Linked DNA regions of Homo sapiens: region 2 is linked to region 1. Evidence: chromatin loops called from intact Hi-C (ENCODE). Cell type or tissue: adrenal gland. All regions are shown on one strand. Each heading gives the region's core, and the rest is flanking DNA. Links, peaks and the distances in the headings are about the cores only.

The links. Hi-C counts contacts between places; a loop is a spot of excess contacts. Peaks named below come from ENCODE experiments on the same cell type or tissue, not always from the same donor. Only the 100,000 strongest peaks of a DNase experiment are listed, where the experiment ranks them.
Region 2: a loop joins it to region 1, with 1.9 times the contacts of the local background. A loop is called at or near these places in 10 of 110 quality-filtered maps.

The regions. Positions count from the first base shown.
Region 1 is chr13:49,212,043-49,228,156 of GRCh38, forward strand. It overlaps MLNR (motilin receptor), which reads left to right and starts at 8,296. Exons shown (of 2, transcript NM_001507.1): 1 at 8,296-9,196; 2 at 9,998-10,335. The coding sequence starts at 8,296. The coding sequence ends at 10,335. It also overlaps the pseudogene OGFOD1P1. RefSeq lists silencers at 7,726-7,982, 7,919-8,178, 8,249-8,328. In adrenal gland, for the core only: no CTCF peak of the experiment used is centred there; DNase peaks (open chromatin) are centred at 6,739, 8,469, 8,689 and 9,169; H3K4me3 peaks cover 1,809 bases; H3K27me3 peaks cover 2,732 bases.
Region 2 is chr13:49,265,560-49,281,673 of GRCh38, forward strand. It overlaps CDADC1 (cytidine and dCMP deaminase domain containing 1), which reads left to right. Exons shown (of 10, transcript NM_030911.4): 5 at 1,931-2,500; 6 at 8,732-8,781; 7 at 12,791-12,960; 8 at 14,950-15,139. Among named protein-coding and RNA genes, the nearest start is that of CDADC1, 26 kb to the left of the region's middle. In adrenal gland, for the core only: no CTCF peak of the experiment used is centred there; no DNase peak of the experiment used is centred there.

The DNA of each region.
Region 1 (16,114 bases), core at 6,659-10,658:
TGTCATGGAAATCTAAGTTCATAAGTTCCTTCTGAAGCCCTTCCAAGAAGTCGTCTTTGGATGAAGTTTGGGATCATGCAGTGAAGAAAGGGGTCCATGTCCCTGACAATGGCTTCGTAGCTCCAGGCCTCAACCACCTGCTTTTTCAAGGTTTCCTCCATGACGGCATCTGAAAATTCCGCCATCACCTCCTTCTTTCCCTTTTTTCCCACCCGGGTCCGGCCGGGCTCCACTGGCCGTTTCATCTCCTCACAAGGTACAGAGCCACGCCATATGACTCAGTGCTTTTAAAATCCATGTAGATCTCTTAATTGCCACAACTCCAAGGACCGTGATAGAGTTTAAAATGTTGGGCTGGGGAAGGAGAGTCCGGAAATAGGAACATCACAGAAGCAGCTAAGCATGAGTCCAGGTTTGAGTGGGGTATGATACTGATTTGACAGTATGATTGCACGTCACCTCTTTTTTTTCTGTAGATTGGAAATAGGAGTCTTTTGCATCCTGTTTGAGCATTCCATGGGTTGGTTTCCAACACAAATCCCTTGCTTCTCACCATTATAAGATTATTTCTGCAGGAAGATTCCATTGACGTGGTGGCTCAAGGAGGCAAACAGGCTTCAAAAGAAAATAGGCCGGGTGTGGTGGCTCACGCCTGTAATCTCAGCACTTTGGAAGGCCAAGGTGGGCAGATCACAAGGTCAGGAGTTTGAGACCAGTCTGGCTAACATGGTGAAACCCCGTCTCTACCGAAAATACAAAAATTAGCTGGGCGTGGTGGTGCACACCTGTAATTCCAGCTACTCAGGAGGCTGAAGCAGGAGAATCGTTTGAACCTGGGAGGCGGAGCTTGCAGTGAGCCAAGATCGTGCCACTGCACTCCAGCCTGGGTGACAGAGCGAGACTCCATCTCAAAAAAAAAAAAAAAAGAAAATATTCCCCCAAACTTAAGCAGTGATTCTGTAACCTAACTCCCATCATCAAAAGAGATGATGCCTCATGTTTTTAGAGAGTTTTTAAGTGTTCTATTTTCATATACATTTTGTAAGTATATGCCGTTGAGAATGTGTATCCCTTTTGTTTATTTATCATTTTCTCTCTGATGCTCCTAAGGCGGGAGAAAAAACTTGGAGGAAAAAAAGAAAATCAACCAAAGAACCAAGATTTCAACAAGGTGGTCATCAAATTCTGTGTCCAGAGTGGTGCCTTCAAATGTTTAGATGCTGTAATGGCTATTTTTTGTCTCATAAACGGGGCTATTGTGCCATTTCCACTTACTACGGGAAATTTGCCAAGAGAAAAGGGTTTCAAAACTGAACAGATTTTGAAGCCACATGGCCCATTCAAATCATTATGGCTAGGATCTGTCAACCATTTAATGTGTTGTAAGCATTATGTTCAGTTCTTTACCTTGGGCATCTCATACAGTCCTCTTAATTGCTCTAGTAAGCATTATCTGCAGCACAGAGAAGTCGAGCTCTCTGCCACAGGTCTCATGGCTAATAAATGATGAAGCTGGGGTTTGATCCAGGTCTGGGGCTCCCACACTTGACCACTATCCTCTGCTGTCTGGCCCAAAATTTACAAACTCTAGGAAATCAAAATTAATATGAATTGACTTTAATAGTGCGTTTATGATAGCATTTATTGATTGAGTACCACCTGTTTGCTAGGCAATGTGCTAAGCACTTCCTCATATGCAAAACAAGCCACAGCCCTCTAAGGACTGAACAGAAAGAAATCAGATGAGAAGAATCTGGTATAAGCATAACAGACTAAATGAGAAACCCTAATTTCTTTCCTCTTGAATTTCATCCCCTGATACTTTTACTACCATTTTGAGCCCACACTCAATCCTTAAGGCTAGCCCATCTTAAATATTAATCCAAGGATGAAAACGCCATTTTTGCCACTTACCGCAACTAAGACAAGCTGACATTTTCAAAAATGAATATAGCTACCATGTGGACCAACCTCAAAAACACACTACAATGAAGGAAGCCAGACACAGAAAGTCACATATTATACAATTCCATTTGTATTAAATATCCAGAATGAGTAAATCCATAGAGACAGATTAGTGGATGCCAGGGCTGGAGGGAGGAGGAAATGGGGAGTAACTGCCCAGTGGGTGCTGGGTTGATGGAAATGCTTAGGAGCCAGACAGAGGTAGTGGTTGCACAACTCTGAGGGCACTAAATGCCAGTAAGTTTGTCACTTCAGAATGGTTAATTTTATGTGAATTTCACCTGAATTGCTTAAGAAGGGAATATAAAACCTATAAACTGATACACAGGTAACATAAGACTAGAGAATCCTGGGCATCAAGTCCATAAAACTGACGTAGTCAGTAAGTTCATTTTGCTAAGGACAGAGGCCAACTTGTCTCTTTTTTCTCAAACTCCCACACCTCCCAGGATGCTACCACTCCTTTCAGCCTGTGACATGTGCCTGGCTTACAACTGAATATTTTATGGATGTCCTTGAGTGTGATTAAACAATTTCGCCTGCCCACACCCAAGTTATCAGCTCTATCTCATTCTTAATCCTTCTAGGATGACACAGAGGTCTTAAAGAAGAAATTACCTTTTCAGTTTCACAGTTAATCAATGGCAGCAGCTGCACAGTAAGAATGCTCGTATGCAGTAGTGTAAGGCCTATAACCTCTTCCCACCCACGCTTCCAAGGGCTTGCTCCCTCTCCACCATCCCCCTTGGTAATTGTTGCCACGCTGAGCCTGTCTGTCTCTCAGGAGAAACTGGGACTAACAGAAAAACTGCTAAAGCAACAGCCACAGAGTAACAGGAATCTGCACTCCACAAAAGTCTTGCCTGAATTTGCCCTGCCGTGTCCCTGCTGTGTAAAAAGAAAACCTAGGAAAGACTGAGCCCCTGGTCAATGTGGCGGTCAGGTCCTGGCGGTGAGATTGGGAAATAGCTGGCCTTGAACTTCTCTGCCAGGGGCTCCCTTCCAGGGCCAGCTTTGCTATCTCTGCATTTTACTAAAGATACCATTTCCTGGTGCCTGGGGTCTAGAGGACCCAGTGGGTCATGTGAATGAGGAAGGGGCTGAGTGTGAAGCCACAGATGCCCTGTGTGTGGTGACAGCTGTGAGGTGCCTGCAGAGTGGCACCAGCCTACAGGCTGCAGGTGGCAGTCTTTGGGGAACATGAGCTCAGAGCTGCCACAGCTTCCGGTTTTGCAAGACAATGCTTCCTTCTCAAACTCCCACACCTCCCCGGATGTTACCACTCCTCTCAGCCTGCGGCACGTGCCTGGTTTACAACAATATTTTATGGATGTCCTTGGGAGCTATTAAAGAATTTGGTCTGCCTAGGCCCAAGATATCATGCTGACAATCTGGAACTTTACCTGAAATTTCCCAATTGTAAAAGGTTGGTTCAAAACATTATGAAATGGCCAGGCTCCGTGGCTCACATCTGTATTCCCAGCACTTTGGGAGGCAGAGGAGGGTGGATCACTTGAGCCCAGGAGTTCAAGAGCAGCCTGGGCAATCTAGGGAGACCCCCATCTCTACAAACTTCATGCCTTGCTCTTATGTGGGGAAAAGAGTGTAAAGCCTGTGGAGTGTTTACAAGTTTACATAAGTAAACTATTGTACAAGTTACGGATGTATTTTTTTTTTTTTTTTTTTTTGAGACGGAGTCTCGCTCTGTCGCCCAGGCTGGAGTGCAGTGGCGGGATCTCGGCTCACTGCAAGCTCCGCCTCCCGGGTTCACGCCATTCTCCTGCCTCAGCCTCCCAAGTAGCTGGGACTACAGGCGCCCGCCACTACGCCTGGCTAATTTTTTGTATTTTTAGTAGAGACGGGGTTTCACCGTTTTAGCCGGGATGGTCTCGATCTCCTGACCTCGTGATCCGCCCGCCTCGGCCTCCCAAAGTGCTGGGATTACAGGCGTGAGCCACCGCGCCCGGCCGTTACGGAGGTATTTTAATGCTCCTCACAACTTTCCAGATTCTTCAATTTGCCCATAAAATCTGGTTTCTGAGAAAGACACTGGAAGACACTTTCCTAGCAGAATCCAGATCATAACCTAGCATTCTCTGCAGCTGGTGGTGCTATGGTCTGTATAGCAAGAGGCCACCCAGCACAGTAGTTATGCCCATGGACTCTGGAAGTGGACAGCACCACCCTTACTGGCTGTCCCAGTGACCTGGGGTCACTTCTCTGTGCTTTGCTCTTCTCATCTCTAACATAGAGATACTAAAAGAACCTGCTGCCTTGGACTGCTGTGGAGGATTAAATGCATTCAGATATGAAAGTACTTGGAACAGTGCCTTGCACACAGCAAGCATTAGCTTTATATTCATCCAGACCATCCCTTTATATTCATCAAAAGCCAACAAGTGAGGCCTCCAGCCCGGGGCCAAGAGCCTATTGATGACACCAACCTCTTGCCTCTGGGGACGCAGGCCGTAGCTGGGCCAAACCTAGACCCACCCTTGCCCCACATGAGTTACAGGTGGAGAGGTACTCAAAGAGTAAAGAAGAGAGACGCCCATGCTCCCGGTCTACTGAGAACTTCCTCTTCCTCTCGCTAGATTAACTATGAAGTCAGGAAGCTGGTGAATGTCTACAGAAACACAAAGTAGAAAACAGATCTGGTCCCATTCCTTCCTAAAACATTGAATGCCAACCCATCATAAGAGCTCAGATATGTCCTAAGGGCCAAGTTATGTTTGAACCTCAGCATAGCAATGTTATCAAAAAAGCCCGCTGGGTCTCCACCTCTCCATATCAGTATTCTGTCTTAAGCTGAAGTATCAGTGACTACTTACTGAGCACCCACTACAATCAGAGCACTGTTTTAACGGCTAGGAATTGTAAAGAAAACAATGGTACCTGGTTCTACAGAAGCTCATTCATTCTCCAAGTTAACAAATATTTATTAAATTCTCACTTTGTGCCAGGCACTAAGGAAACAGCAGTGAACACAGCAGATTAAAGCCCTGCCTTCTGGTGCACATAATGTTGGGAGATAGAGATAGATAATAAACAAATAGCTAGGTAAATTAAATAGTATGTCAGTTGATAATAAGCAATATGGAGAAAATACCATAGAGAGGGAGTGCCTGAATGGAGGTGAGTAATTCACAACAGCCAGGATGCTGACTGCAGACTCAGTGAGCCTGCCTCAGCGCCACCATGGTGGGTGGGGAAGGGAATAAGGGAGGCTTCAGCAGAGGCTGGGGTAGTCCATCAGGCCAAGGAGCAAATGGGAAAAACCAAAGAGACTCAGGGATTCGCAGCCCATGAGAGCCATGGGGAAGATGTCAAGTGCTCCTGATAGCATCACCTGAGTCCAAGAAAGAAGCTACCTCTTCACTAGCCACAGGCCCATGCGCCCAAGGCTAGCAGAGCCACTGGTGACCAGGCAGGAAGGGAACATGGAACTGGAGTCTAGCAAATGCCAGCCCCTGACACCCCAGGAGCCGGCGTGAAGCTTCATAAGGACCTCTCCCTCTAGCTTTAAGCCACTGACCCCTCTCCCCGTACACCTGGGCCACCTTGAGGAAAGGCATGATGTCTGAGAGAAGGGAACACTGCCCAGAGGGGCTGCTTAACTGATCCGCCTGGATCATGCCTTACCTAGGCTAGAGCATTCATTTCTCTTGTTGAGAGCACAGGGGAAAATCAAATCAACTATAAATGAAGAAATTACATTTTCTCTGCCTAGGGGGAGGAGACAGGGAGGAAGAAAAAGTGGAAACTGTGAGTACAGAAACTATTTTGAGGAGTTTTGCATGAAAATGATCCAGGAGAGAAAAACTGATGACAAGAGAGAGAGAAAGAGAATTGACGCAGTGATGTCTGGAGGAGGAGAAAGGAGCACTTAAGGGGCAGAGCTGACTTCAGCTGCAAGTACCACCAACTGTCCCAGGGGAGCACGAGCAGAGGTGGGGGTGTGGTAGTTATCTTCAGAGAAACAGGGTGCAAGGAAACCTCCCAAAGGAAGGGGTGGTGGGTGTTGGGTCTAAGGAGAGAGGAGGGGGTATAAACCAGCAGCCTGGTGGTGGGAGAGTGAATGAGGTCAGGTGAGAGTTGGGAAGGCCGGGGGAACGAAGCACCCCGCTAGAGGTTGTGCTTTCAAGTGAAACAACGCCATGTGAGAGCAGGCAAGGAGTAGGCAGGGAATTCGGCTTCACCAGGGTTGTGGTGCTCTTGGTGGATGGACGAGGCTGACAATGGAGAAAAGAGCAAGGGAGTCGAGGGCGTCTGTGTGGGAGTGATGGCGACTGCCCGTGGAATTTACGTTGGGTAAAGGAAGAAAGTGAAGACCTGGGGCAGGCAAGGGACCGGGAAAAGGAAGGAGGAGCCAGCGATGGAGGTCGCAGTGGGTTGAAGGATTACCGGAACTGAGGTGCTAGGGGAAGAGAGCTAAAAAGAGAGCGGGCGGAGGTCAGAAAGAGGGCTGACTGAAGTGGAGGTGGAGGAAGGCTGGCAGGCAACCGTGAGGTGTAAGTTCCGTCGACAGGCGCGGCTGAGATCGGGTGGAGAGCAAGGTCATAGGTGGAAAGGAGGTCAACAAACTAGAGGCCAAGGCATTCCAAGACTCGGCATGGGTGTGAACGGCCGCAGATGCAGTGCTTCAAAGAGAGCGCAGGCACCTGTCCCTCAGGGACTACGGGTGACCACGGAGGAAAGCGCTAGGGAGGGCGGTTTTAGGACCGCTGGAAACAGCAGCGATGAGGGAGGCGACAGGTGTCCCTCCTCCAAGCTCACAGTCTGCATGTGAGAGAGAACTGCAGGAGAAGCTTGCCCTAGGCAAAGCCAGGTGTCAGGTCCAGAATCGAGACTCCAGAGAAGAGGTTGAGGATTTAAGCCACTGAGGGGGTGGAGCTGGGCAGTGAGTAGGACGTCAGGCTTGCAAGCTCTGGGATTAGGCCGACCAGAGCCCATATCCCAGTCCCGCCTCTTACTGCCTGCTTGATCTCAAGCAAGACCGCTTTGTTCATGGGCGAAAGGAGCGCCCCGGGCCATGAGGATTAAATGGAGAGCACAGGGCCAGATCCATCTAAATTCTCAGTAAGTGTTAGCTATTGTTATTAAGACCACACCGAACAGACTGAACATCCGTTTTAGCCCCTTTCCCCAATTTTCGTTCTTTCCGGTGTTGACAAATCCTCTAGTTTTTTAAGTTTATAAAACATGTTGTACATAAGAATGACATATCACATGTGAAAGTACTCTAGTGTCCACGTAAATATTTGTCTTGTTCTTTATAATAAGTAAACATGCTCACGGATCCTTGAAATTATCTGGTCACTGCCGGGCGCGGTGGCTCACGCCTGTAATCCCAGCACTTTGGGAGGTCGAGGCGGGTGGACCACCTGGGGTCAGGAGTTCGAGACCAGGCTGGCCAACATGGCGAAACCCTGACTACACAAAAAACACAAAATTTAGCCGGGGCTTGGGCGCTCCTGTGCTCCCAGCTACTCAGGAGGCTGAGGTGGGAGGACTGCTTGAGCCTGGGAGGTCGAGGCTGCAGTGAGCTGTGATCGCGCCACTTAAACTCCAGCCTGGACGACAGTGAGACCCTGTCTCAAGAAGAAAAAAAGAAAGAAAGAAAGAAAAAAAGAAAAAAAAGAAATTATTTGGTCAATTATATGGTCAGCTCCCTCCACCACTCGCGAATTTACAGAAGAGGAGAACTGGGCTGGGCGAGACCAGGACTAGCCCAAGATTACACAAGTTACTCGGTTGTAGAGCCAGGATTAGACAGGAGAGGCTCTAGATTCTGGTCTAGACTCCCCTCCTATTATTTAGCATTATGGCTTCCTGAGGATTACCATGAGCCCTCCTCCACCGTCAAGCGGCAGCTACCAGCCACCAGACCAGATCCCTTCGAAGGTGCCCGGAGTACCAGACTGACAAAAGCGCCCGTACAGTGCTCAGTCCTGTAACCAAAGCTGTCTAGGGTGCAGACATCGCTCACCGGACCGGGTAGGGCTCGTGCGCTAAGGGCGCCGGGTATTCCAGTTAGTGGAGAGGGAAGCGCCCTGGAACTGCATGGGCCCGGGAGAGGGCGCGGGAGCGGAGCAGGGCCGGGCCGGGGCGGGCCGCGGCCGTGGGCGGAGACTGCGCGCAGCTAGCTCGGGAGCGCCTCGGAGCCCACCCCGCAGAGCCGCTTCTCGCGCCCCGCAGCGCAGCGCAGCGCTCCGCCGTCTGACCTGCCGCGCCCGCAGCGTGCGGGCTGGGAAAGGAGGCGCTCACCGAGAGGGACCACGCGCCAGGCTCCCAGCCCGACCCGGGACGCGGCGGCCGCGCGGAGCACCCATGGGCAGCCCCTGGAACGGCAGCGACGGCCCCGAGGGGGCGCGGGAGCCGCCGTGGCCCGCGCTGCCGCCTTGCGACGAGCGCCGCTGCTCGCCCTTTCCCCTGGGGGCGCTGGTGCCGGTGACCGCTGTGTGCCTGTGCCTGTTCGTCGTCGGGGTGAGCGGCAACGTGGTGACCGTGATGCTGATCGGGCGCTACCGGGACATGCGGACCACCACCAACTTGTACCTGGGCAGCATGGCCGTGTCCGACCTACTCATCCTGCTCGGGCTGCCGTTCGACCTGTACCGCCTCTGGCGCTCGCGGCCCTGGGTGTTCGGGCCGCTGCTCTGCCGCCTGTCCCTCTACGTGGGCGAGGGCTGCACCTACGCCACGCTGCTGCACATGACCGCGCTCAGCGTCGAGCGCTACCTGGCCATCTGCCGCCCGCTCCGCGCCCGCGTCTTGGTCACCCGGCGCCGCGTCCGCGCGCTCATCGCTGTGCTCTGGGCCGTGGCGCTGCTCTCTGCCGGTCCCTTCTTGTTCCTGGTGGGCGTCGAGCAGGACCCCGGCATCTCCGTAGTCCCGGGCCTCAATGGCACCGCGCGGATCGCCTCCTCGCCTCTCGCCTCGTCGCCGCCTCTCTGGCTCTCGCGGGCGCCACCGCCGTCCCCGCCGTCGGGGCCCGAGACCGCGGAGGCCGCGGCGCTGTTCAGCCGCGAATGCCGGCCGAGCCCCGCGCAGCTGGGCGCGCTGCGTGTCATGCTGTGGGTCACCACCGCCTACTTCTTCCTGCCCTTTCTGTGCCTCAGCATCCTCTACGGGCTCATCGGGCGGGAGCTGTGGAGCAGCCGGCGGCCGCTGCGAGGCCCGGCCGCCTCGGGGCGGGAGAGAGGCCACCGGCAGACCGTCCGCGTCCTGCGTAAGTGGAGCCGCCGTGGTTCCAAAGACGCCTGCCTGCAGTCCGCCCCGCCGGGGACCGCGCAAACGCTGGGTCCCCTTCCCCTGCTCGCCCAGCTCTGGGCGCCGCTTCCAGCTCCCTTTCCTATTTCGATTCCAGCCTCCACCCGCCGGTACTTCCCATCCCCCGAGAAAACCATGTCCTGTCCCCCAGGAGCTCTGGGGGACCCCAGGGCGCTTTGAGGGTGGGATCCCCGGATCCGATTCAGTAACCAGCAGTGCTTTTCCAGAGCCTCTGAGACCAGAAAGGAGAGTTGGTAATTCTTAATCCAACCACCTGTTAGATGCCACAGATGAGGAGTCCTCACAGTGCTCTTGAGAAGACGAGGGAGATTTCATTAAGCTAAAATTTTTTATTTAATGTTAAGTGATGCTGAAGGCTAAAGTAAACCTTGCTCGTATCAAAAAGTAAAGATTGTGCAGACCTGTTGTAGAATTCTTTTCAACAGAGAACAGAAAACTTGTCTCCGAAGTGGGTTTGTGGAAGGAAGCCTGCCAAGGCGGCTTGTTCAGAGAAATTGCTCCTTCTGGTTTATGTCCAGCCTTGATAACACATATGGGAGCCTACTATGCAGTTTTAAAGCAAGTATCCATGCAGCCTGCAGCCTGGTCATTTTTTCTGGGGTGAGGATCTGCCTAGGTAGAAGTTTTCTCTAATTTATTTTGCTGTTACTTGTTATTGCAGATGGTTCCTTGTCGGGGTGGGGGGTTTATTTGCTTCCCAATGCTTTTGTTAATCCCGGTGCTGTGTCTTATGTTGCAGTGGTGGTGGTTCTGGCATTTATAATTTGCTGGTTGCCCTTCCACGTTGGCAGAATCATTTACATAAACACGGAAGATTCGCGGATGATGTACTTCTCTCAGTACTTTAACATCGTCGCTCTGCAACTTTTCTATCTGAGCGCATCTATCAACCCAATCCTCTACAACCTCATTTCAAAGAAGTACAGAGCGGCGGCCTTTAAACTGCTGCTCGCAAGGAAGTCCAGGCCGAGAGGCTTCCACAGAAGCAGGGACACTGCGGGGGAAGTTGCAGGGGACACTGGAGGAGACACGGTGGGCTACACCGAGACAAGCGCTAACGTGAAGACGATGGGATAACCAGCACGGCCAAGCCAGGCTCCTCTTGCAGTTCTAAGACTTTGGGGAAAACAGGTGTGTAGAGAAATAAAGACTGCAAATGAGGAACAGATCCTGTTAAGAAGAATGGAAAGAGGGTTGCAGTTGTGCCAGTTGGTTAAGAAATAGACCGCATGATTTATTTAACCAAGGTATGAAATGTAACTGCGCCAACCTTTCTAGTTTCCTTCCCACGTACCTCCTAAGGAAGGTCGATTTTACCATCATGAAATCCCACATCTCAAAGTGTGCTCTTGTGTGATGGTTTCATGAAGTCCTCATTCTCCTACTCTTCGGAAAGATGATTGTTCATTTTACAGTTAAATGATACACAAAGATGCTGCCCCAAAACTGCCACCTCTGAGATCATGAGTGTATTTTATGTTTTGGATGTAAATGTAACAGTACATCTACAAGGAACCAGGATAATGATAGTTTTGATCCAAGAAATGATTTAATACCTATGTATGGCTGCAAAAACTTTTAGAAGTAAAAGGAATTCTGGGTAGACTCCAGTGTTCAGGGGTCCCACCTCTCTCCAGATCACAGCAAATCATAAAGTTTAGGCAAAATAATAGCCTCTTTCAGAAGTATTAAGCAATTGTGTTGCAACCCACTTCTCCTTGACACTGCCCATGGGACCTTCCCAGTGCCACTGGCCATGGGGTGGCAAACTTTGGGCATCAACATTTGAGAGTAGAGAGCTCAGCAGGACATGGCTTTCTCCAGTGACTACAAATGACGTTTGTAAAGAGCTATTTAATATGCTTTATCTCACCTCAGCTTGGTGGGGTGAGTACTGTTGTCAACATTCCTGTTTTGGAAGTGAGTCTTGGATTGCCCAAACAGGAGCTGGTGAGCTGGAGTCTGAATCCAGTGTTTAAGTTGCTCACCCAATCCCAAGCCAAGATGCTGTCCTTACTGAAAAACGCCAGCCAATGGATTTAGTCAAGAGTGAAAGAGAACTCACTGGACATTCTGATCAACAACTCTGTAACTTTGTTTTGTTTTTTAGAGTTTAAAACACAAATATTTTTAGAGGGTTACTGCTGTCACTCAGCTCCAAAGGGCTTCACTTATGCCACCTTCTGTATGAATGGCACCCCCAAGATGTGGGCAGGGTACAGCTTTCACAGTTGTACATGGGACCTTTTTTGGGGCTTTCAGATTGATAAATTCAAACCTAAATTACAATAGGATCTTGATTTGTATGAGGAATTTGTCCTGAGACCTTCATGAATCTTCACATCTACAAATACCAGAAAAATGACAAATGCTATAACTTCAGAGTTATAAAGACAGATAGACATAAAGTCACATTGAGACTTGGAGGCTAGAGAGGCAGCTCCGTTGATTCACTGACTTGATGTCTCTGCTTCACAGCCCACAGTTTGGGTGGCTTTGGTAAATGTCTAAATTACTTTCCGCCACAGGCCACCATAGTCTCTTTTGAATAGTTAAAACTACAAAAGATGAATACATAAATAACAAGGGTCTGCCCGACATGCATTCAAAGTTCTGTTGCTTTCTCATTTTCTTAGCCAAAGCCCTAGCTCAGTCCCCAGCCCGGTCCACAATTGGCACAGGAATGAAGTCTCTCGTTTGCTTTTTCTCCTAGCTAGTGGAAGAAGCAGATTGCAGTCACTTCAGGAAGCATTCCCTAAACTGTGTTCTGCAGATTTCCAGGGATTATTGGAAAAAATGGTTCTGGGGTTAAATATGGCAGGAAAATACCACATTGTGTTCCCCCTACCACACCCTAAACATTTCACACACATAACACAATATAGCATGTCAGAGGCTCTGAGAAGTTGTCTCAACCAACATTTCCTTGACTTATTTTATCACAGAACCAACTCTCCATCTTCCCTCCCAAGAACACTTAGTAAAATCTCATGGAGTGAGAAATACTTTGGGGAGCACTGATGTAGGGGTTCTGACAGTGGAGGTGTCAGCCTGGAGCCTCCATAACTCTCTGCTTGGTAGCACTGAGTACAGCAGCTGCCACAGTCCTTCTGCTCATGGGAGCTCCTCTCTGGAGCAGTCAGGAGTGGCCACCTCCCTAGGGAAAGTCACAGCAAAGAACCTTATTAAGATGTATATAATATTTTATTTTATTTTTTTAGAGACAGGATCTCACCCTGTTGCCCAGGCTGGAGTGCAGTGGCACAATCATAGCTCACTGTAACCTTAAATTCCTGGATTCAAACCATCCTCCCACCTCAGCCTCCCCAGTAGGCAGGACTACAGGCACACACCACCATGCCTGGCTAATTTTTTAGTTTTTTGTAAAGTTGGGGTCTTGCTGTGTTGCCCAGGCTGGTCTCAAACTCCTGGCCTCAAGCAATCCTCCTGCCTCAGCTTCCCAAAGTGCTGGGATTACAGGCATGAGCCACCACACCTGGCTCATGTATAATATTCTAAATGTAGAAGCAAAGACCTCTCTTTTGAGCTTTCTCGTTCAGAATCTAGAAAACAAGGATTTACATGACACTTTCCTGGGACTTAAGCATGTTTCCAGGTGTGGGCATAGGGAGGATTATCCTTCCCTTCCCAGATGGTACCTGAGATGGAGGGCCTGAAGGCCATCCCTTCCTTCAGGATTCTTGTGTGGTCTCAGCCTACTAGTGGACTGTGAAATCAGTAAGTGTGTCATATTTTTCTTTAATGGAACAGTGTGGACAAGAATAGAGTCCATTGTGTATCACATGTACTAAGGTAACTATTGTGCTGTGAAACTTTTGTTTCAATTATGTTTTGGTTGGTGTCTTTCCCGGTTCACAAAATAAAATACATTCTAACTGTGGGTCATGGTGGAAAATGTTTAAAAAGTTGTTCTAAGATCTAAAGTTTTTCTCTGTTCTTACACTGACAACTGGCTATGAAAAGGGAGGCCAAGTCAGCGAATCACTGGAGCAGGAGAATCACTGAGCTCTGGTTTCCAGTCCAGGGCTCCCTACCCACCCAACCCAGGGTGGTAATCATGGAGGCTATGGGCCAGCCACTCCCTCCACCCCAACAGAGACCCGTGCTGGCATTCCAGCCACTTCTCTTTGAGCCCCCTCTCCCTTCTGCAGGCAGAACCACTTTTGTTAGGTGAGCTGCCAACCTTGGAAGAGAGTTTGTATTTCATTCATTCCCATGGCAAATATTTACCAAGCAACTGCTAAGTGCCAGACGTGTATAATACAATACACTAGAAAAACTAGTCCATGTGATGATGTAAAAATCAATCAACTTTCTAATGGCATTCTCTGTTTGAAATGTGTATTGTGTCATCTAGACTAACATGGATTCACCATTTAGATCAGATGGAAGTGCAGAACATCAGGTTTGCACTATCTGTCTGGATGTTCCTCCTCTTTTGTATGTGAGACATTTCCACTTCTGAAGGAAATGTTCAAAGAGCTATTGCACAACATCCACTGGGATCCAAGAGTTCCCTGTGCCAGGTTCTCAAAGAGACACAGGCAACGTGCTAATGGTGTTGAAAATTCAAACACGCCCTCTCCTGACCCTTTCTACTCATGTCATAATGACATTTGCCAGTATATGGAAGCAAATTTTAGTGGTTGCACAGGTCTAGTGTGTTTTGTTTTGTTTTAGAGACAGGGTCTTCCTCTGTCACCCAGGCTGGAGTGCAGTGGCTTGATCACAGCTCACTTTAGCCTCAACTTGCTGGGCTCAAGCAATCCTCCCACCTCAGCCTCTCAAGTAGCTAGGACTATAGGCACACATCATCTTCACACCTAGCTAATTAAAAAAAAATTTTTTTTAAGAGATAGGGTTTTATTATGTTGCCCAGGCTGGTCTCCAAGTCCTGGCCTCAATCGATCCTCACACCTCAGCCTCCCAGGGTACTGGGATTATAGGCATAAGCCACCACGCCCAGCTTAGGTTTAGTGTTTTAAAAGTGGCTTTACTTAAACATAGATGGGATGCAATATTTAATTATGAGCCCAATTTCTAAGGATTCCAAACCCTATTACAGAGCCCCTAGTCTTCTACGAGGAGCCTTTGAATTCAGCGTTTCCTCTTCTGAGCGCACAGGGCACAGGCTCCAAAGGAATGCTCTGTGGAAGTCACTCAACCTGTCCCTGGTGTACACTATGTCTCTGGTGTACACTACAGAGGAGGGGACTCGACCGGCCCCCTTAGGAAAACACTACACACTTTTTAAATAGTGCACACCTGTGTACTAAGGGTTAAAAGGCTTTTTATTCCCCACACTAATTCTCTGGGTCAGTGGTTCTCAAACTTCAGCCTGCATCAGAATCACCTGGAGGACGTGGTAAGACACAGATTGCTGGGCTTCCCCCAGAGGGTTTTGGAGTTAGTAGGTCTGGGGTGGGGCCCAAGAATCTGTATTTCTATTGAATTCCCAGGTATTGCTGGTTTATGTCCCAGGTGAAACACAGCGGGATGGCATAAGATTTCATCACACTACTCAGGGCACGCTCGACTGAAAACCTAACAACTGTTTAATTCTGAAATTTTCCATTTAATAGTTTTGGACCATGGTTGACCACAGGTAACTGAAACCTCAGAAAGCGAAACTATGGATAAGGGGGACTACTTTGTGGTTCCAAAGAAGCCATCCAGCTGGAAAAGTTCTGTTGTTGCATTTTCCACAGGCTCCTGCAAATAGGTCCTGATGGTCAAATACTCTTTTTTTTTTTTTTTTTTTTTTTGATATAGGGTCTCACTCTGTCACCCATGCTGGAGTGCAGTGGCACAATCACGGCTCACTGCAGCCTCAGCCTCCCGGACTCAGATGATCCTCTCACCTCAGCCTCCTGAGTAGCTGGGACTACAGGTGCACACCACCACACCCAGATAATTTTTTAATTTTTTTGTAGAGACAAGGTTTCACCATGTTGCTCAGACTATTCTCAAACTCCTAAGCTCAAGCAATCTGCCCTCCTTGGCCTCCCAAAATGTTGGGATTATAGGCGTGAGCCACCATGCCTCAGCACTTAAATACTTTTAAGAAATGTTGCAATACTATATAAACTCTTTTTGGCCATACAGCTTTTTTTTTCCTCTCATATATTAACATTCCCCAAAATACTCCACCTTGAAATTCTAGAGAGAAGTTTGGGTATGAAGTCAGGGCTCACCATAAAGATTTGGGAGGCAACAGCATGGAAATGATCATCTTATCCAGTGCCTCAAAAACTTTTGCTTGCATCAGAAACACTAGAGGGCTTCTTAAAACACGGATTTCTGGGCCCACTCCAGAAGTTCTGATTCTGTAAGTCTGAGAATTTGCATTTCTGTGTAGTTTGCAGGTGGTGCTGCTGCTGCAACTCCAGGATCACACTTTGAGAACCACTGATTTAAGTGATAGAAATAGATGGCCCCGACTAGGAGAAAGCTTACCAAGATCAAAGCAGAGGTGCAGGGATGCACTCTAATGATCCCCACGCTGGCTGGAAGTCACCAAAGCAGGCAGAAGAGCAGAAAAGAAAAAGCATGTGATGCATGTGATACAACCCAAAGGAAGAGCGTTTCACAGAGGGTCGGAGGTCAAGGGGTCACGCACCACAGGGAACACAAAGAGAATGAAGTAGGGTTGCCAGACGAAATTCAGAGCCTGAAACTAAATTTGAATTTCTGATAAACAACATATATTTTATGTATAAGTTTAAATATTATTAGCATGACACACTAAGGGCCAGGCGTGGTGGCAAACACCGGGAGTCCCAGCACTTTTGGAGGCCGAGGCAGGAGGGTTACTTGAGACCAATAATTCAACACC
Region 2 (16,114 bases), core at 7,372-11,371, 54 kb after region 1:
ATTTAAAACAATCTCATTCTTACAAATTTTTGTTTTGGAAAATAGTTTTTTTCATAAAGCTAATGTTATTTATATTAATGTATAACAGATTATTGTTATTTTTAATGAATTAATAAATATTTTAAATTTTGTTTTAATTTTCAAGTACAGTAAATATCAGTAGATATATTCCACATAAATAAAAGCTTTTTGGAGTCCTCAATAATTTTTAAGAGTGTTAAGGAATCCTGAGATCAAAAAATTTGAGAAACTCTGCTTTAGCATTTGCCACTAATACACAAATGTCTGTCTAAAGAGGATTTTTCCCCTCTTGAATCAGGATTACTGGAAGCAGCTAAGATGCCTAGATGAAAGGTTTACCATCACTGCTGGTTAGGAAATGGATTATGAGAACTCGAACAGAGGGAAGGTGAAATGCAACCGGAGGAAACACTCTGATATGAGGTTTGAGGCCTTCAAAATTGCTTTGCAGCATAAGCCACAGTGAGTCAGGAGTACCAGGGAGTGGATAGAATGTTTATTTGTTTAACTGAGACTTTTTAGTTCATCAATTATTTTGAAGGGTAGAACACTCTGTGGGCTCTCTTTCTATTTGCTTCTGGGTACAATCACAAAAAAAAAATCTCTCCTAGCTGAAATTACATGCAGTACTAGCAAAGGGGTCTCTTTGTTATAAACTGTTCATTAATTGACGAACATTTGTGTACTTAACTATGTATAAGGCATCTCATCGTTCAATTTCAAATACAAATTAAAATATTTTTTCACATTTGTTATCCTGTTATGTTTTCTCTTTTACAAATTGTCTGTTCGTATCTTTTTGTCTCTCTTTAGGCCTTATTCTTGTCAATTCATATGTGCTCTAATGAATTGAAATATTTTCTGTATATTAAACATTACTAACCTTTCCTCTGTCACACTGATTGAAAAATGATCTATTTAGTTTGTTGTTTTGTCTTTAATTTTGTAAGCTTTAAAAAGTTAATATTGCCCTTCAGACACCATCCCAACATCACATAAGAATTTTTTCATGTTATAAATTCTTTGTGGACATATTTGATAACTGTTTTATTATGAGGAGGACCATAATTAATTCAACCATTCCCCTATTTTGGTCATTTAGGTTTTTGGGTTTGGGTTTTTTGTTTGTTTAACGTCTTTGCTTGCTATTTTAAAGAATGCTGCACTAAATGTGCATGCATGAGATTTCTTCTCTGTATTTAGAATATTTTCCTAGAATGGATTCTCAGAAGAATTCTCAGTCTGTGGAGAGGAACATTTTTAATGCATGGAAGAGGTATTTATTCCAGATAGAAAACTAGGCAATATTAGTTGTTCCCTGTAAGATTTTAAAAAACAGCCATGGCACCATGGAGGACTCTTCGAGTATATAGTTTTAGCGCTGGGCTTTGGGATCACACTTCACAACACCAGTAACTCCACAAATGCATTCCTAGAGGCTCTGTGAGAGGCTGGGTAACTTTTTCTTGAAAAGGCCAGATAATAAATATTTTAGACTTTGCAGGCCGTGTGGTGTCTGTCACAGCTACTCAACTCTGCCACACGAAAGCACCCAAAGACTATATAAGTGAATGGGTGTGTCTGTGTTTCAATAAAGGTTTATTTATGGATACTGAAATTTGAATTTCTGACAGTTCGATGTGTCACAAAATGTTCTTTTGATTTGTCCAACTATTTTAAAATGTAAAACCCATTCTTAACCTGTGAGCTGTACAAAGACTGGCAGTGGACTGGATTTGGCCTGTGGGTGGTAGTTTGCCAACCCTCAGGCTATATAATAGGTGACTTGGTAATAGACATTTATTATATTGAGGGTTCTAGATATACTGCAATGATAGGGTGGATTTTATAATGAAAACCCTAAATTCAGCATGTATCTCATAATTACCTTTCGTATTTTGTATTTCAGCTGGAGTTAACCGAATTTCATACTGGCCTGCTGATCCAGAAATAAGTTTGCTTACGGAGGCTTCTAGTTCTGAAGATGCAAAGTTAGATGCCAAAGCAGTGGAAAGATTGAAGTCAAACAGTCGGGCCCATGTGTGTGTCTTACTTCAACCTTTGGTGTGTTATATGGTGCAGTTTGTAGAGGAGACCTCTTACAAATGTGACTTTATTCAAAAAATTACAAAAACATTGCCGGATGCTAACACTGACTTTTATTATGAATGTAAACAAGAAAGAATAAAAGAATATGAAATGTTATTTTTGGTTTCAAATGAAGAAATGCATAAGCAAATACTGATGACTATAGGTTTGGAGAACCTGTGTGAAAATCCATACTTTAGCAATCTAAGGCAAAACATGAAAGACCTTATCCTACTTTTGGCCACAGTAGCTTCCAGTGTGCCGAACTTTAAACACTTCGGATTTTACCGTAGCAATCCAGAACAGATTAATGAAATTCACAATCAAAGTTTGCCACAGGAAATTGCAAGGCACTGCATGGTTCAGGCCAGGTTATTGGCATATCGAACTGGTGAGTTACATAGATCGTAAATTGGGGCTGATTGGTTGGGTTGTATTTGTCTCTGAAGTGTTCGTCTCATTTATGGTAGAGTTCATTTACTCATAGTTACTTAAGTTTTGCTGTTCATACAATATAGAGAAGTTAGTGAGACCCTTGAGTAGACAACTCTTTCTCCCAGCAGTTTTGGGATTCCTTGTAGCCTTATATTCAGTACCACATTTCTACATCAGGCCCTCATTAATCTAGGCCCTTCTTTCTGCTTCTTGCTTTTATGATTTCACTGTTCCTTGAGCCCTCCACTAAAGGTAGGACAAGAAGAGAAAGGAGAGGCCCAGTGCAGTGGTTCATGCCTGTAATTGCAACACTTTAGAAGGCTGAGACAGGAGGATCGCTTGAGCTCAGGAGTTCAAGACCAGCGTGGGCAACATAGCAAGACCTCGACTCTAACAAAAAAATTAGCTGGGCATGGTGGTGTCTGGTGGTGCGTGCCTATAGTCCCGGCTACTTGGGAGGCTAAAGCAGGAAGATTGCTTGAGCCCAGTAGTTTGGGGCTGCAGTGAGCTACAATAGCACCACTGTACTCCAGCTCCAGAGACACAGCAAGACTCTATCTCCAAAAAAAGAAAAAGGAGAAAACCAAAATTATTCATTTTTGTTAACTCTTCAATATTTTGATGTACTGAATATTTAACAATTTTTAAAAAATCTTTACAATAACATTAATTCAAAATAACTAATAGAATCAAGGTAAAGGAATGGTGATTATTGCAGATTCTTCCAGTTGCTGGTATGTCTTCAATCAGCAAGTTGAGAAACATTTTTACTGTATTGTATTAAGTTGTATATTTGGAAAAGGAAAATATTACTTGGGATTTTTCTTTGTTATGATAAAAGATGGCATCTGTATTTCCAAACATGGAACAATATTATCACATCTTACCTGATGTAAGATTTCTCAAAGTAGAATCATGATCACTTTTTAAAATGCATCTTTGTGATAAAGGGGAAAAAACATAGACAGGAGGAGCAGTAGAGTAAGATTTGTTTGGGGAGTGTACTGTAGTAGGATTTAAAAATTATCCCAAGAAAGAAGAGAAAGTCATCAGAAAAGGTCTCTACAGATGCTGCTGGTCTGCAGTAGTCAACAGAAGGGAGGTTCTCAGCTGGCAGCAAATAGAATCGCCATTGAAACTTTTATAAAAAGTACAGATGCTATACTTTTTACTTTTATAAAAAGTACAGATGCTATACTTTTTACTTTTATAAAAAGTACAGATGCTATACTTTTTACTTTTATAAAAAGTACAAACCCCAACCCAGACCTATTAAACCAAGTCCCTAACAAAATATGGCCAAGTTCTATGTTTTTAAAAGTTCCACAAGGTGTTCTGATGTTCGCAGAGTTAATAATTGCTCAATTCTTCTTAAAGATTTTGATTCTGTAGGCACACATTATATGACCCCAAACAATTGCATTGTGTAAAAGTCTGGTTTCATGTAATTATATTCTATTGTGGGTTATATATTTGTTTCTTTGCCAACTCCAGCTTTGTAAAGAATTTTTCTGTAAACCATTCAAAAAGATAGAAAACATAAATGGGAACAGCTGTTGTAGCTATAATTCACTAATTACCCTTCACTAATTAGAATTCAGCAGAACCCTGCCTGTGTTCCAGAGTAAGAGGGCGATGTGAATCTGCTATTTTACTGGATCTTAGTACCTCTTGCTTCTCATAGAACACCTTATCATACCAGCTGTGATTCCAGTGTTTAAAGACGCAGTATGTATACATTTGCATTTATATTGTTTATTAGATACTCTACACTACTGTATAGTTATAAGTATATCCACTATTGTGCAGAATTTTGTACATAAAGCCCTGCTTACGCATTTGATGGTCAATTTAAAAGATTTTTCAAGGTTAATTGTTGGTGATTTTTTTTTTACATGGAACTCAAATCCTGAATAGGGTGCAACTCCTCTGTCACTCACTCTACTCCACTGTGCACTCTTCCAGGGAAGAAACCATGTCTTAATCATTTTTTCCTTAGCACTAAACACAATGTGCGTTGAATGGATAAAACAAATCTTTTTATCCAAAGATAAAGGGTCCACAATCCCTTATGCAAAACTTTTGGAGCCAAATGTAAAGGAATTCAGAATTTTTCCGATTTTATTTTATTTTTTTTGAGACAGGGTTTTACTCTGTTGCCCAGGCTGAGTGCAGTGGCACTCATGGCTCACTGCAGCCCTCAACCTCTCAGCCTCAAGCAATCCTCCCACATCGACCTCCTGAGTAGCTTGTACTACAGGTGAACCACCACCATGTCCAGCCAATTTTTAATTTTTTGTAGATATGTCTCACTGTGTTGCCCAAGCTGGTCTCGAACTCCTTGGCTTAAGCAATCTTCCTGCCTCAGCCTCCCAAAGTGCTGGGATTACAGGCATGAGCCATCATGCCCAATCCAGATTTTAAAAAGGTAATATGGTACATATACTGTTATATAGGACTCCCAGTGGCATCTGGGACAGTACCCTGTAATCACATTAATACATACAGAGTGAAAAAAGTAGGAATATTTGCACTAAGAATAATTGAGGGCTATAAATAACTCAATTTGGGTCAGATTTGGCCGCAAAATAAGTGCATCAAACTTCAAAAAAACTGGATGTAAAAGATTTCAGATCAGGGACTCTGGACCTGTAATTCTTCCTTAATGATAAATAATAACAATGACAGTTTATGGAACACCTACTATGTGTCAAGCACTGAGCTTGGTGATTTATATATGTATCTCATTTAACATTGAGGGTACTTCAGTAAGGTGGATATCCCTATGATACAGTGCGCTTCCAATTAAGCTTTTAATTTCACATTATTCAGTTTGGTTTGATGACCTCATTTCTCCCTAATTAATAGATGAAGATACCATTTCATTTAAAAATGTACATATGATTAAAATGAATTCCAAAACCTCTAACAACAGAGTTCTAAAATGAATTGAAAGTAGTTGCTTATAATTGCTTTTTGAATGATGAATAAAGAGGATCCATAGAGATGTCATGAAAAGTATGTTACTAGCCAGGTGCGGTGGCTCCCGCCTGTAATACCAGCACTGGGAGACTGAGGCAGGAGGACTGCTTGAGGCCAGGAGTTCCAAAAGTATGTTTCTAGAATACCCGAAGGTAGCAAAAAAGTGGAAAAAAAAAGTGTTTAGACTCTTGGGGAAAAAAGAGCAGGAGGAAGGCATCAAAAATCTTATCTATCTGCTTTAAGTACTGAGTTGTGATCTCTTCGTGTCTTGCTTTCTCATCAGATTAGGTGTTTTCCAAAGCTAAGGATTATGCCTTCCTCCTGGGCCACAGTACTGATAATGAGAGTAGGCTGGAGTAATCAAGAAAGTTAACTTTTAAAACAGAACTCAGTGGTTCTCAGATATGAGTATGCCTGAGAATCAAGGGGGAGCTCAGGAGTAATGCAGATTCCTAAGCCTTGCCTGCCTCTCTCAGAGAGGTTGATTTAGGGGACTTCCATGGAAGCCAGGAGTTGCCTCTTTTTTTTTTTTTTTAAATTTTAAAAACAAGCATCCAGTAATTTTGATGCAAGAGGACTGTGGAGCACCTTGGACACTGACATGACCACAGGATTGGGAGCTAAAATAACCACACCTGTGTTCTAGAACAAAAAGTTCCCCTCTGATTTTCAGTGATCAAAGAGCCCCAGGAATTTGACTCAATGATTGTAAGTTGACCTTTCCTTCAAAGTTGTACAGAGAAAACCCTGTGAATGACCAGATCATAGGGAGCAATTTCTGTAAAAATTATAGACATGAAAAGATTTTTGAGAAATTACCTCATCTGTCACCAGCCTTGATGCTGAGTGACATCAAATCTGTTTTATATGGATGAAAATTTATTCCTATTTTAAAAGACAAGTAGTAAAGAATATTCTCTTGATGTAACCAACCTTAGCTAGGCAGCAGAGCTGCATGCTGATGGAAAAATCACATTTTTTTTTTCCTCCTAACAAGGTTTAGTCTGTCCCCAGGCTGAAACAGAAAAAGTGGCTTCTGTGACTAAGAAACATAACATTAAAAATATGCAGTGTTGATGGTAGAAAAGGGGGCTTTTAATATGGAGAATTTTTATTCTGGTTTTTTATTTTTTCATTTTAGATTTATGCATAAATTAAATAAAACTTTAAAGATTTTGGTTTTGCAGGCAAATATAATCTTATGTTTATAACTTCTGCCACTTACCTTAGAAATGAGCATAAAGCCATTGATTTGTATTCTTGCCCACTCATGTTAAACTCTAAAGGTCTAGGAAGGAACCCAATTTTGTTTACACCAAAATCCCTTTTCCCTCTACTCTGTAGAAGGAAGTCATCTCGTGCACTCTGCTGTTCAGCCTCATTTATTTCCTTCAGAGCACAGCACATAAAGTACTGTTTGTTTCCTTGTTGCTGTTCTCCTTCACCATCCAACTGTAAGTCGTATGAGGAAGGGACTACAGTTTCCCTCACCACTGCATCCTCAGTTCTCACAGTACTTGGAACATAAGAGGCATTCAATAAATGGAAATTTTTGTCAAGGATTTCTTTTTCTTTTTTTTTTTTTTTTTTGAGATGGAGTTCTGCTCTGTCCCCCAGGCTGGAGTGAAGTGGTACGATCTCAACTCACTGCAACCTCCGCCTCCCAGGTTTAAGCAATTCTCCTGCCTCAGCCTCCCAGGTAGCTGGGATTACAGGCATGCACCACCACACCTGGCTAATTTTTGTATTTTTAGTAGAGACGGGGTTTCACCATGTTGGCCAGGCTGTGTCAAGGAATTCTTTATGTCACGGTGCAAGGTGGAGGAAAGGCCAAGCAGGTTGGATCTGGAGGGCTAAGTTTTAGTCTATTTCTTTGCCTGTTTCTGCATCTAGAAATGGAAATTTTATCTGCTTTACCTTTAGGGTAAAAATGAGATCATGAATAAACATGTTTAACATAAATTATACAAATGCTTTGTGGTATAATTTTGAAAACCAGGGTTTGCTTGAATTTGAGATGGGAAATTTTATTAGAGTATCATAACTGTTTTAAAGTTAACCTCTTAATAAGACATTCATTCTAGTTTTTAATGCAATTGTGGCACAAATTTTCTTTGTACCTTTACTGGAAAGTAGGTATTTAAAAATGTTATCATTGGAGGGATTCACTTTTAGGAAATTGTAGGGTGAAACCACGGTTTCAGTTAATCCTCCCCAAAATGAAAATGCCTTAGGGTAAGTTCACAGATAATTGTTATTTTCTACGTGTAAATGTGCCACTTAACTACCTTAGTCCCTTATTAAGATTTTGATAAATACTATGGTTTTCATAATTAGTGTAATTTGTCTTAGAAATTTGAAACTCAACATTGTATAGAAGGAAAAAGTAAATCCTTAATATGTAGAATTTCTATTTTGTTTTTTAATTTTCTGTTTCAGATTAATGGTTTTAAGAAGTACAGCTTTACTTTTGCAAAGGTTTTGGTTCTACAGGGAAATTATAATCTTATGTTTGTTTATAACTTCTGCTATTTGATTTAGAAATGGGCAAGATGTCATTAACTTGCATTCTTTTTCCCTCAAGGTAAACTGAAGGTCAAAGAAAGGACAACATTTTGTTTAAATCAGAATTCTCTTCATGTACTTTCTAGCAATAGATAGATAGATCCATAAAGATTTGTTTATGTTCGTATGAGAAGTTTGAACTTTTTTCTTAGCAAGAACATTTTCATAAGATATATTTTCCATGATTAGAGTATAAATAATGCTGGGAAAAGACAAATTTGGTTGTTGTGAACAGTTATTACACAAAATCCATTAGTTCTGAAACCTTTATTAAATTTTATCACCTATCAGAAGTAGTTGTTTAGAAACCGGCTTGTTAATGGAGAATCAATGAAGTTGCACTTAGTTCTGGCTACAGCTTTGAGGGACCTGACTGTGGACACTGCCATTTAGTGGCCTCCACATACGTATGTGTGACTGAGTTGGTAGTGACTCTCTCTAGTTATTTGGTACCTAGCTCCCATATTCCATACTTAAAAGTGTTTATTTTAATACTTTTCTGTAATTAGTGAAGATACAAGGATTGCTGCTACATTTATGAAGTATGTTTCAATACAAGTTTTTATTACTTTTGGAAAAATATATTTCTAAAACTAACATATCATAATTTTTACTGAGTTAAATGCCATATATCTTTCAGAGGATCATAAAACAGGAGTTGGGGCAGTCATTTGGGCAGAAGGGAAATCTGTAAGTATGAAAACAATTCTTTAAATATTTAACCTGGATTTTGTTTAAACATAGTTCAGTCTTCGGTGCATTACAGGTTACTGACTGCCAAGGCGGGCAGATCACAAGGTCAGGAGATTGAGACCATCCTGGCTAACACAATGAAACCCCATCTCTACTAAAAAAAAAAAAAATACAAAAATTAGCTGGGCGTGGTGGCGGGTGCCTGTAGTCCCAGCTACTCGGGAGGCTGAGACAGGAGAATGGTGTGAACCCGGGAGGCCGAGCTTGCTGTGAGCAGAGATCGTGCCACTGCACTCCAGCCTGGGTGACAGAGCGAGACTCCGTCTCAAAAAAAAAAAAATATTAATATTTTTGTAATGGTGCATTTATGAAGATCTATAAAGATTTGCTCATCCCTCAACAGTTTTCTAGATAGACGCATTCATTCAGCAAACATTTGTTAAACACTCTCTACAGGTTAGGCACTGTGCCACAGTGAATGCTGGGGATTAAAGATCACATTTTATGGCCTCATAGTTTAGTGATGGAGATGTAGAAGTAAAATATAACTGATATGTAAGTGTAATTATAACTGATATCATGAGAACATAGAGGAGGAACCTTTGCTTGGAAAAATAAGTAAATACTGTTGGTGAATATTATTAATGTTACTAATATAATATTCTTGAAGAATAAGATAATTTCTTCAGACAGAGCAAGTCAATAGGACCAGGAGGATAACATGAATATTCTTGGTGAACATTCTTTTTTTTTTTTTTTTGAGACAGAGTCCCCCTCTGTCACCCAGGCTGGAGTGCAGTGGTGCAATCTTGGCTCACTGCAACCTCTGCCTCCTGGATTCAAGTGATTCTCATGCCTCAGCCTCTTGAATAGCTGGGACTATAGGCATGTACCACCACACCTGGCTCATTTTTGTATTTTTAGTAGAGATGGGATTTTGCCATGTTGACCAGGCTGGTCTTGAACTCCTGGCCTCAAGCAGTCCACCCTCTTCTGCCTCCCAAAGTGCTGGGATCACAGGTGTGAGCCACCATGCCTGCCCTGAATATTCTTAATATTAATATTAATAATGTTAAAATTCTTGAAGATTAGGAGGATATCATCAGGCAGAGCAAGTTAATGGGACCAGGAGAATAACACACAGAGACTGGGGTGAGAGAGAGAATATGGGAAAACGCATTTGATTTGGCACATAGAGTAAGCAACAAAGTGGACGGGACCATGAAGAACTCTATATTCCATGTAAAGATTTTGGACTTTATCCTGGCAGTGACATACTATAGCACAGCACTAACCAGTAGAGAGAAAAGGCAAGGCTCAAACTGAATTTTAAATTTTCTAGGTGTTATATATATATATATATATATATATATATATATATATAGAGAGAGAGAGAGAGAGAGAGAGAGAGAGAGAGAGAGAGAGAGAGAGAGAGAGAGAGAGAGAGAGAGAGTCTCACTCTGTTGCCAGGCTGGAGTGCAGTGGTGCAGTCTGAGCTCACTGCAACCTCTGCCTCCTGGGTTCAAGCAATTCTCCTGTCTCAGCCTCCCCAGTAGCTGGGACTACAGGTGTGTGCCACCACACCCAGCTAATTTTTGTGTTTTTAGTAGAGATGGGGTTTCACCATGTTGTCCAGAATGGTCTCAATCTCTTGACTTCGTGATCCACCTGCCTTGGCCTCCCAAAGTGCTGGGATTACAGGTGTGAACCACTGCAACCAGCTGGAGCCATGTTTTTAAAAGGAAGACAGATAAATTAATTTTAAGAAAATATTTAATCATGTAATCAATAAAAAATTATTGATGAAATATTCTGCATTTAAAAAATATTAAATCTTCAAAATTCTATGTGTATTTTACACCTGCAGCACCTCTCAATCTAGACTAACCACATGTGGCTAGTGGCGACTGTATGGGACAGTGCATTCCAAGAATGTTCTAAGTGGGGAAATGATTTGATCAGATTTGCATTATAAATAGAATGAGGTAGGGCTAGACAGAAAATAAGGAGATTAATAAAAAGAGATGAGGACTTGGAGATGTGGGGATGGGTTAGGAGGCTAGAATCAAGAGATATTTAGTAACTATATAGCTGACTGAAAGGTGAGCCTACATTTTGCCTCAGGGACTTCACAGAAAGTAATCTGACAATTTGCTTTGATGTTTCACAAACTCCTCAAGTTCACTCATCCAGTATCTTCCCTGCTAACCTCCTCCCTCATCAGTGGTCACCATCTTGTCTGTTACTGTACACATACAATCACCTAGCACAATGGATTCCACCTTCAAAATACCTCTTGACTCTACTTACCTGTACCCCAACTGTTAACTCCTACTAGAATACTAGGCTCCTCTGCCAGAAATTCCTCAGCACTCTGTACAACTTGTCTGTGACATTCATCACAGTTAAAGTTATCTGTTCAATTTCTTACCCTCCCCAGACTAGAAGGCTCATGAGGGTAGGGACTCTCTGTCTTGTTTACAGTTGTATTCCAGCACCTAGCATAGGTCTAACTGGTGGTTGGAACTCTCATTTGTGTGTACATGAATGCTCAGCAGACTTTTGGCTTAACATCTGGTTGTTAATGATTTTGTGGAGAATGTCAGTTTCTAGTTATCTCTAGAGTAGGCCAGCAGGCAGCACGGTGAAATGGAAAGACACATGGCTTAGAGTCAAGTAATCTGGGCTTGAATTCTGGCTATGTTACTTACTCATTTTGTGACCCTAGACAATTAATCACTCTTGTCCTCAGTTTCCTTATCTGTAAAACAGTAATATTAATAGTATCACTCTTTAGGTTGTTTCAAGAATTGATCAAATGAAATGATCCATGTAAAACTCAGTATGGCTGGGTGCAGTGGCTCATGCCTGTAATCCAGCACTTTGGGAGGCGGGGGTGGGAGGATTCCTTGAGCCCAGGAGTCCAAGACAATCCTGGGCATCATGGTGAGACCCCGTTGCTACAAAAAAAGAAAAAATTAGCCAGGCATAGTGACATACGCCTGTGGTCCCAGCTACTTGGGAGGCTGAGATGGGAGGATGACTTGAGCCCAGGAAGTCAAACCTGGGTGACAGAGTGAGACCCTGTCTCTAAATAAATAAATAAATAAATAACTCAGCATGATGTTTGACATTTAGTAAATGTTCAAACAGATTTATTAATGAGATAATATTTTGTTTGCAGGCTTTTGTTGGCTCACTATTACATGATTTTTATGAAGCTGCTACAGTAATGAGTCTGTTGATATTATCATGAGTAATTATAATATATTGAAATTTAATGAGTTTTATAGCATATTCCAAAAAACTATTACACACACATTACTAATATTTCATTCTAATAATTGATAAAGCATTCATATTAACTACTATTTCTCTTTAAAAGAGAAATAAGAGCCATTGAAGTAAGAAGTTCTATAATAATATGCATATAATAGAGGCTTAATAAATACTGAAGATGAAAATGCATTTTTTATTTTCCAACTAAATCACAATAGCACATTTTTAGCCCAACAGAAATTTTCTGTTTAAAGTATTTAAAAGTTTTTGACTTGCTAACCAGTAGCATGGCACAGAGCACATAAGAAATTAACAATCACTTGTTGAGTACCTGCTATGTACAGAATACTCGAACATGTTGAAGGGATGGAAAAGAAATATATAACATGGTTTCTGCTCTCCAGGATCTATAATTTATTTGGGAAGTAATATCTGAATCAAGTGAAATAATTTGTTAGTTAAGTAAGATAGTATTTAATTAATTGCAAAAAACAAGGACTTCCTTGAGATTATAGATTAGAGAGGTGGTTGGCCTTCTTGGAATTTAGCTTTGACAAGATCACACTGCAGTAGGAGTATCTGGTATTATATTTTTTGATAGCTCAGTTTACTGTAGAAAATTGAATGAATATTCATTATACAAAGTATGATAGCAAGCTTCAAAAATACATTGCAAAGTGTCTTTTCAGAATGTTGAAACTAACCATTGGTTTGCTCACTCTCGTAGAGAAGTTGTGATGGAACAGGTGCCATGTACTTTGTAGGATGTGGTTACAATGCTTTTCCTGTTGGATCTGAGTATGCTGACTTCCCACACATGGATGACAAGCAGAAAGACAGAGAAATAAGGAAATTCAGATACATCATACATGCGGAACAGAATGCCTTGACATTTAGGTATGAAATCCTTCTTGGTGTACTTTTCTTTAAAATGTAGCAAGGGTTGGTTGAAATTAATTTTCTTATAATTGTAATTTATTTCCTTTTTCAAATTCCAAGAAAGTTTCCTTTCAGAAGTATAACTTTGGTAAAGCTTGGTCCTCACTGCCAGACCTGAAGCTATGACCTGACCTGAGGTCATCGCCTCTTCAGGTCTTCCCAATTTGTTGAGCATGTCTTTTTTTCCCTTGCCTCTCTCCAATATGAAACTGCTTTAAGTTTATCCTTTGGGATCTTGCTCAGCCTCTCATATTTCTGGATGTTAAGGCTCCTTTGTTTTCTAAATCTGGAGCACGCATTTATTAATACAGTTACACGCCACAGAAAGACATTTTGAGCAACGATGGACTACATGCACAACGTGTTCCCATAAGATTATAACAGAGCTGAAAAATTCCTGAGTGAAGTAGCCATTGTAACATCACACGTTACCTTTTTTATGTTCAGATACGCAAATACTTACCATTGTGTTACAATGGCCTGCAGTATTCAGAATAGGGATTTATAATGAACCAAATTGCTTCAAAAGAGCTTTTGTTAGTGATTATACCTGTTAATTTACATCATTTTCACAAACACTTCTCAGCCTTTACCATTAAGGTTAAGGGATTAAAAAACTGTGTAAGACATGACTCCTGTCCTTGGAGAGCTTCTAATGCAATAGGGGATATGAGACGGCATCCACCTCGTGCTGTGGATTCTGTGGGAGGGGCAAATGTAAAGTGCTGCGGACATTCTGGAGCTGCTATGGACAAATGGGAGAGTGCAAGGGAAAGGCTTTAGGGAAGAACTGGCATCTGAACTGAGCTTTAAAGGATTCCTAGACTGGGGCAATTGGAAGGGAAGGGAAGACCATTCTTGCTTCTAGCATAAGCAACGGTCTAGAAGTAGGAAAATCCGTGGTGTGTTTAGGAGCATGAATATTCCAGTTAGGTTGGAATGTGGACACAAGGGAAAGACAGCTCACAAGGACAGGCTGGGACTGGACTCGAGAGGACTTTGAGTTTATGCTCCATTTGGTAGGCAGCGGGGAAATGGAATGGCATTGACAGAGCCATACGCTATAGATTATGTAGGTAGTATTGTTTGAACAGACTAGATGCATAGAATTCTGTTGCCCTAGTCCAGGTGAACGTAAATAACAGTCTCAACAAGGAAGATGGATGTGGAAGGCTGGCGGTGGAGGAATTGAAGATGGCTGGCTGAGAGCTACGTAAGCCTCAGAACCCGGAAGTCAGTCCTTGCAGCCCCAGTTGTTAGTCCTAAACTACCCTCAGCATGCAAAATTTCACCCAAAATTCCCTCTATTCTTTTCCTTGTCCTCTTCATTACAGATTTACTTGCTTCATTTTGTACAGAGGTGTGAATATATCAAATAGAAACTTTTCTTTTTAAAATTATCCTATGATAGGGAAGGGGTAAGGGAACTATAAGTCAAAACAGAACTTAAGTATTTGATTATTCATTTAGTAAACATTTATTGACTATCCACTAGGTACCAGATAGGGCTGTGTCATTTGTCTAACAAGATGAGTTAGTGTCTAATCAGACATGATTAGCTCTTAAGGTATCAGTTTCAAATCTAATTCCAGTATTCTAAACAGGTACTTATTTAGAAAGCATTGGGGGTTTTTTCTCTCTTTCTTTGGTGTCTGTATCTTCCTGATTTCATTTATTTTGTAATCTGAAACTGAACCTCTTACTTAGAATCAATAAATTATTTTTAGTTATAATAATTGTCATGTTCAGGTTGTATCATAACACTTTTGTGGGTTTACATACTTTGAACATTCAGTAATTCAGCAAGTCTAAGGCTTGATGATCATTATTAATAATGTCATAAATCTGTTTTTAAAACAGCTCAATTTTAGTGTTTAAAGATTTTTCTAAAAAATAACTTACCCTTTCAGAAACGACCTTTCTGATATTTTATAATTTTTTTTGTAGGTGTCAAGAAATAAAACCAGAAGAAAGAAGCATGATTTTTGTGACAAAGTGCCCATGTGATGAGTGTGTACCTTTAATTAAAGGTGCAGGCATAAAACAAATCTATGCAGGAGATGTAGATGTTGGAAAAAAGAAGGCAGACATCTCTTACATGAGGTTCGGGGAGCTTGAAGGTGTTAGCAAATTTACGGTAAGTAGATACACATTTTTTTCAGGTGTATTTTGTATTATGTTGTTAGGTACCCTGCTGCAATATTGTAAGTTAGTGATTCCCACCCTTTTAAAGAGTTTCAACAAATTATTATTATTATTATTATTATTATTATTTTATTATTATTATTTGAGACAGAGTCTCTCTCTGTTGCCTAGGCTGGAGTGCCAGTGGCTCGATCTCGGCTCACTGCAGACTCCGCCTCCTGGGTTCAAGTGATTCTCCTGTCTCAGCCCCCCGAGTAGCTGGGATTACAGGCGCCGGCCACCACGCCTGGCTAATTTTTGTATTTTTAGTAGAGACGGGGTTTCGCCATGTTGTCCGGGCTGGTCTCAAACTCCTGAGCTCAGGTGATCCGCCCGCCTCCGTCTCCCAAAGTGCTGGGATTACAGGCGTAAGCCACCGCGCCCGGCCGAGTTTCAACAAATTATTATTATTATTGAGTTTATTTATATGTGCAAACCCTTACCTAACTGCAACTGTTCAGCTAAGGATTCCTGCCTTATGAATTTACATCTCTGTAGAGAATTGAGCCAGTGGATCTTTTGGTGCCATCTGGTGGCTGATAAAAGAAAAATCTCTGACCCATCTCTTCCCTCTCCTTTCTGGCTTAGAGAGGTGGATAGAGGTGAAAATACTTCAGCAGTCCCCACCCTTTTCGGCACCAGTGACCGGTTTTGTGGAAGACAATTTTTCCACAGATGGGGTTATGGTTTTGGGATGAAACTATTCCACCTCAGATCATCAGGCAATAGATTCTCATAAGGAGCACGCAGCCTAGATCCCTCAGGTGTGCAGTTCACAGTAGGGTTCTGCTCCTATGAGAATCTAATTCCACCGCTCATCTGACAGGAGGTGGAGCTCAGGCGGTAATGCTCGCTCGCCTGCACTCACTTGCTGCCGTGCGGCCCAGTTCCTAACAGGCCACGGACCAGTACTGGTTGCTGCCAAAGG